Linked DNA regions of Homo sapiens: region 1 is linked to region 2. A link is a contact called in ENCODE Hi-C or POLR2A ChIA-PET data. All regions are on one chromosome and are shown on one strand. Each heading gives the region's core, a stretch centred on a gene start or an enhancer-like site at or near the end of the contact. The rest is flanking DNA. Distances are from core to core; before and after follow the strand shown.

Region 1 (2,852 bases), core at 88-2,587, 1.1 Mb after region 2:
ATCCATTAATCCAGAGAAGAGCTTGTTTACCAGGCACTGGGGACAGGAACAGGATAGCCAGATGAGAGAAGGCCGGGCTTGACTTTAGAAAGATACAATCCCACTGGAAAGAGGGGGTGGGAGAGATGTTTCTGTAAGGACAGGTTCAGGTTAAAGTCCTGACCTGCCACAGACTGGAGAGGAGGGCCTTGATCTCATCTGCAACATGGGATCACTCTCACTCTGCACCCGAGGCTACTGTGCAGAGCAGAGGAGATGGAATGAGGCGGAGTGGGGGTGCGGGGCTCAGCTGCTGCCACACACAGGGCTGCTTCCCTCAGCTGGGCGCCCCAGCCTGTCTCAACTTGTGGCAATGTCACGGCTCTGATGCTTTTGCCCCCAGCATTTCACATCTGGCCTCAACTCTAACTGCCCATCTGCTCCCTCCACCCTGTGCACCCTTTGGGCCTTTGCTTGAGCGGCTCACTCTGCCAGTAACTTCCCTGGCCAATATCTACCTACTGAAGCTGTACTCATCCTTCAAGGCCAGGCCTCAGCAGCTGTAACTCCTCCAAGAAGCCCTCCCTGATTCCCCCAGTTGGGGATGCCTTCTGCCTTCCCTGCCTCTTTTGGTGACCAGGACTTGTGGAGAACGTAGGAGGGAAGGAGGTGAGAAGGCAGAATGAATGGCTGGTGAGTAAGTGGTAGGCATGTGACCAGTGTGCCAGTTTTCCTGGAGGTGCAATTTGCCCTTCTATGGTTTTGCCAAGAGCAGGGGAACTAACGGCCCACAGTGACTGCCTTCTCAAGGTTGTGCAGCTCACCTGAATGTAGCAACAGAAAGGGAACAGGAGGGGCAGGGGCAGAGAAGCCTCCCGTCCCACGTAAATAATTACAAACAGAGCACATGACCCCTGGCGGTTTCTGAACGCGCCTGGCAACAGCTCCACCACCTGCTGTTTGGAAAGTCAGATTCACAGAAGCTACAATTACAGACTGTCAGCTGGGTCTTTTCATGGCTGGGGACCGGAGGCCAAAACTTACAGCCCCTAACTCCTAGCTCAGTGCTCTTTCCACTTCATCTCCCCTGCCACCTGCCAGACAATTTACACAAACAGCCCATGTGATGGGTGCCAGTGCAGAGATCTGGGGGGCCTTCTACGCTTGTATATCTCTACCTAGGGAACCATCTGTCTCGTGCTGTTTTTCTCCAGGCTCTGTCAAGGGTCTCATGACTCCACAGCTGGGAGAAGGGAGGGTGGGGGCAAAGAGAAAGAAAAAGAGGGTGGCAGAGAGGAAGGAAGGGGGAGGGATGGGAGAAAGGAAGGAGAAAAAGCTTCTTGGGGGTTGGCTGCTCTTTTGAAAGTGCACTCACACTTCCTCCCATTTCCTGTGGGCGGCCAGAGGCCTGAACACAGCTGCTCTGCTGCCTGGGGCCTGACAAAGGGAGTCCAGACCGCACCCAGCTCATCCACTGCCCCATCTTTTAGCTCTGCCTAACCCCTCAGCCCCATTCTGCTGAGTCCTTGAGGCCACCTCCACCAAAAGCTACTGCGCATGGCTTTATTTATCACAGATTTTCAAGTTCACAAGCAAAACACAGGGAGGAGTTGAAAAAGTACTTCACGGCTGGGAACAAGCCAGGGCTGTCCCTCATCAGGAAGAAGTCTTAAAAAGTGATTTCCTATTTTCAATTCCATGAGGTAATATAAGTAAAAAGAACCCCAGCATGGGCTGGCGCCAGCCTCATGCCGACCTACCTGCTGGGCTGGCCTGGGCCTCCTGTGAACAGAACTGGGGCAAAACATCTAACTCCGTCCACCCTTAGTTATTCTCTAGAGGCCATGAAATCTGAATTCCCATTTCCCAGAAAACCACTGCCAGGCCAGCACAAACGCCCCCTGCACTTGGTAGTTATGTTCCTCGCTGTTAATTAAGGAGCTGGCAGGCGGGTGCACACAGCACTCCCCTGCCACTCTGCCCAGTGCCCAGATAGCACAGAGGACCACTCGACAGAAGGAATGTTCTCAGCCCAGGCTGGCACCAACGCAGGTGCTCCTGAGGCCCAGCCAACAACAACTTCACCCAGGGCTCGTGAACTGGGGCAGGAAGCACCTGGCCAGTGACCCCCGTCCAAAGGACTGAGTTCACATCCAAGCTCCTCCACCCCAAGACCCACCATCCCAAATGCCACCTGCACAGAGGGCTGGCTCGAGGCCAGGCCCCATAAGGTGAGAGGGCAGAGGGCTGAGGGCAGAAAAGTCGTACTGTGTTGCCCACGCCTGCCCCCGTGACTCAGCGACGAATGGGCATGGCTCAGTATGTGTTTGTGGGATGGCTGAGTGCAGGGAGCTTTCTGCTTCTGCTCTGTCATTGCTTCTCTATCTGAGCAGCTCCCAGAAGACCAAGAACTGGTCTAGATTAGAGGCAGTGGTCAGTGGCCTGTGGCCAGATCCTGCAACAGATGAGAACCATCTGGGCCTTACTGGGCTTTTAAAAACACATGAATTAGTTGCTGATGTTTAAAAGTCAGGAGACCTCAATTATATAAAAGCAAAGGCAAGTAAACAAGTGACCCAAGAAAGAAAAAAACGTAGGGGGTGGGAAGCTTGTTTTCTTTCTTTTTAAATCAAAAGATGTGGCCCCCCGGGCCTCCATTCCTGCATAGTAACAGGTGCCCCTTGAGACAGGTTCCACACTCTTCAGTCTGCCGGGGGCCTCCAAGCCTGCTTCACTGGCCTGTCACCTGCTGGGCTATGCAGCCTTTTTGTGTTCACACTTCACCGTCTAGGGTTAGCTGGTGAGTCAAAAATGCTTCGTGGGCTCTTCCAGTCTTGCCCCAGTCCCCAAAAAGCCCATCCTCCTGCTCCCCG
Region 2 (2,846 bases), core at 257-2,756:
AAACCTACTTCCTGGACTTCAAGATGAGCTTTTAGTTTCTTTGAAATCAGGAAGTGTCTTAAAACCAGATTCAATGAAATACGGTAACAATCTTTTTACTGTGTCCTGTGCTAGGTATTTTATATGCATTTTAGCACTTAACCTCCAAACCTCTTATTATTAAACCTCTGTTGTTACGTCCATTTTAAAGATAGAAAAGTCAGGGCACAGAGAGGTTTAGAGATCACACAGCCAGCAAATGGTGGACAGTATAAGAGTAACCTCAAAGCAAGCAGTACCCCAGATTCCAATTTCAGTTGACTTAGCCTGGTAACAGTTCAATTTTATGCAAAACCCACAACTTCAAATGGAAAAAGATAAATTAAAACAACCACAAAAACCAGACAAATGGAGGCTCAGCAGGCCTTGTAGCTCATCCACGGTTACACAGAGGATCTCAGAGCCAAAATTCCATGGCCGATCCGTCTTGACTTCAAAGCGCGATCTATTTCCACCAAACCACGGAACCATCGACACGTGGTAAGGGGCAGTACAAAGATTTGTTGAATTAATAATGCCTGAAAACAAATTGACAATAAGAAGGTAAAAATGGAAAACACAGATAAAATCGGAAAAGCAGACCACTTTCAGGAAACAAAAAACTCCAAATTTTCAAGGCAGGGCATTCACGGTGAGCCAAGGCGCTGGGACAAAGTTTGCGCGGGTACCGCCGGACTCCCGGGCTGCCCGGCGCGGAGTCTTTAACGGAGATGGTTCGCAAGGAATCGGCCTCGGAGCCCGGCAGCCTCCTGGCTTCCCTCCTGACCACCAGTAACCCGGCCGGGAAACACTGGCGAAGACCGGGGGCCAGTCGCCTTCCCTTTCTGGGCTGTTGGCTTAAAATACACACAAACACAAGTCCCCAGGCGGTCCGCGGCCTCTCAGTGGGGCTGGAGCTCGCTGCCCGAGGCCCGCCCGGAAGCCATGCACCTGCGGACAGGAGTCTCTCCGAGTCGCAGCTCGCCGCCGAGAAGCACCCACCTCCCGCGGCCGGCGCAGCCCAAGGCCCTGGCCCCTATAGCCCGGCCTAGGCCCGCCCCAGGCGGGGCTAGGGGCGGCGTGGCGGGCGGGCGCCCCTCGGGCCGCGCCGGTGAGCAGCGGGAGCCGGCGCCGGGCATTTCCTCTTCCTCCCTACGCGCGGCGCGGCGGCGGCGGCGGCGGCCAGGCCGAGGCTGGGCACGGGCGCCCGATCGCGGCCTGCTGGCTAGCGCGGGCAAGCGCCGCGCCCCGAGCCGCCGTCGCCGCGTCGCCCCCGTCGCGACCGCCGGCCGCGGGGCCTCCGGGCGGCTGGGCCCGGCGAGGGCAGCGAGAGGCGGGGCTGGCGTGCGGGCGGCGGAAGGAGGCGGAGGAGGAGGAAGAGGAGGAGGAGGAGGCGGCGGCCGGGAGCCGGGGGAGAGGGGCGGGGGGTGGGCCGGGGGAGGGGAGGAGCGGGATTTGCGGAGCGCCGCGCCGCTGCCGGGAGCCGGCAGGCCCGAGAGTGACCGGAGTCACGGCGGGCGCCGGCGGAGCTGCGGCGTCGGACCCGCCTCCTGGAGGAGCTCAGCCCCGACCAGGCCCGGCCCCATTCCCGCCCCGCGCCGCCTCCCCGCCGCCGCCGCCGCCGCCGCCGCGGGAGCGCTCCCCTGCCCACCCCGCCCCCGCGGCCGAGCCCGGGAGTCGAGTGGGAGTCGGCCGGCCGGCGCGGGCAGCGCCGGGACCCCGCGGGGGACACTGCAGCCGGAGCCCGGGAGGGGCCGCGCCGCCACCGTCTGAACTAGGATGTCCCGACATGAAGGTGAGAGGAGCCCCCGCCCCCACCCGCACCTCCCGGGCCTCGGCCTACCCCGCCCGGGCCGGGCGCGGCGGAGGGCGGCCGGGAAGCGGCGGAGACTTTGGCCGAGCCCGAGCCGGGCCCGAGGCGCTGGACCCGGGAGCGAGCGAGCGAGGGCGGAGAGCCGCGGCGCCGCTGCCGCCACGGCCGCGGCCCTTAGCTGGGCCTGGTGCTGGAGGCGGGGCGGCCCGGGCGGCCGGAGGGTTTGCACTGTCATGGGGCGGAGGGGGAGGGGAGGCGGCGGGGCCCGTTACCGGCGGGAGCTCGGCCTTCGGGACTGATACCGGACGCCAAGGCCCGCCCGGCCGGTTCAGGAGCCGCGGGCCCCAGCGCGGCCTAGCGCTCCCGCCGCCCCGGAAGAGCCCGGTGTGGTCGCAGAGCCGGGCCGCGGGCGGCAGCAGGAGGCAAAAGAGCCGGCCCGGGACCCGGCAGGCGCGTCCGGTCGCCGGGAGACGACGGCGAGTGTCCCCGCCTGCGGGCGACCGCGGGGCTGGCGGGAAGGCTCTGCGGCCAAGGGACGGGAAGCCCTCGCCGCCTGGAGCCCGCCCCGGCCTCGCGGCTAGGCCTCGGCGCGTCCCTGGGCTCGGGTAACCAAGTTCCCGGGGTGGATCCGACCCCGCCGCAGCAAGCAAACTCCCTGCTCAGTCACCCAGGCGGAGCAGGGCTCGCTCCCCGCGGCCCTGGTGCCCTCGCCGGCATGTGCTGCCTACCAGACCAGGTTTTGGAAAATGACGATGGTGAGGTCTGTTCATGGTCGGGGGTCGTTTTGGACCTTGTTTTGCCATTTTAAAACACGATTGGAGTACAGTTGCAAATAAGCAGACAGCTCTAAGCCCAGTCCCAGGGCACAAAGAGACAAATGTTTAGGGTCGATGTATAGGCTTTGAGCTGGTAAGAAATAAGTTAACTTTAATTTATTGCCATATGGTTTAGAAAAGGAGGAGGGGGTTGTGTTTTCTTTGTTTCACTACTACAGGTTTTTGGATAAAAAGTGTTA

The links. A loop is a pair of places that touch in the nucleus more often than their neighbours do. ChIA-PET counts read pairs that join two places held with the same protein, here RNA polymerase II (POLR2A). Pooled maps may share reads with other maps.
Region 1: a map of posterior vena cava shows a loop between it and region 2 (22-fold over the local background). The contact joins the enhancer-like site here to the promoter of KCMF1 in region 2. A Hi-C loop is called at or near these places in 1 of 168 maps with a recorded cell type or tissue (posterior vena cava) and 3 of 50 pooled maps. POLR2A ChIA-PET finds 5 or more read pairs at or near these places in 1 of 52 experiments (A673).

Annotation. Positions count from the first base shown.
Region 1 is chr2:86,035,239-86,038,090 of GRCh38, forward strand. All of the region lies in intron 27 of POLR1A (RNA polymerase I subunit A), which reads right to left. Among named protein-coding and RNA genes, the nearest start is that of POLR1A, 69 kb to the right of the region's middle. RefSeq lists an enhancer at 681-740 and a silencer at 1,411-1,460. Within about 2 kb of position 1,338, at least 36 of the 41 ENCODE cell types and tissues checked have a DNase peak (open chromatin) inside an H3K27ac peak, as active enhancers do; they include A673, where a contact is called at or near this core.
Region 2 is chr2:84,969,655-84,972,500 of GRCh38, forward strand. It overlaps KCMF1 (potassium channel modulatory factor 1), which reads left to right and starts at 1,507. Exons shown (of 7, transcript NM_020122.5): 1 at 1,507-1,813. The coding sequence starts at 1,798. RefSeq lists an enhancer at 434-513 and silencers at 1,012-1,261, 1,292-2,381.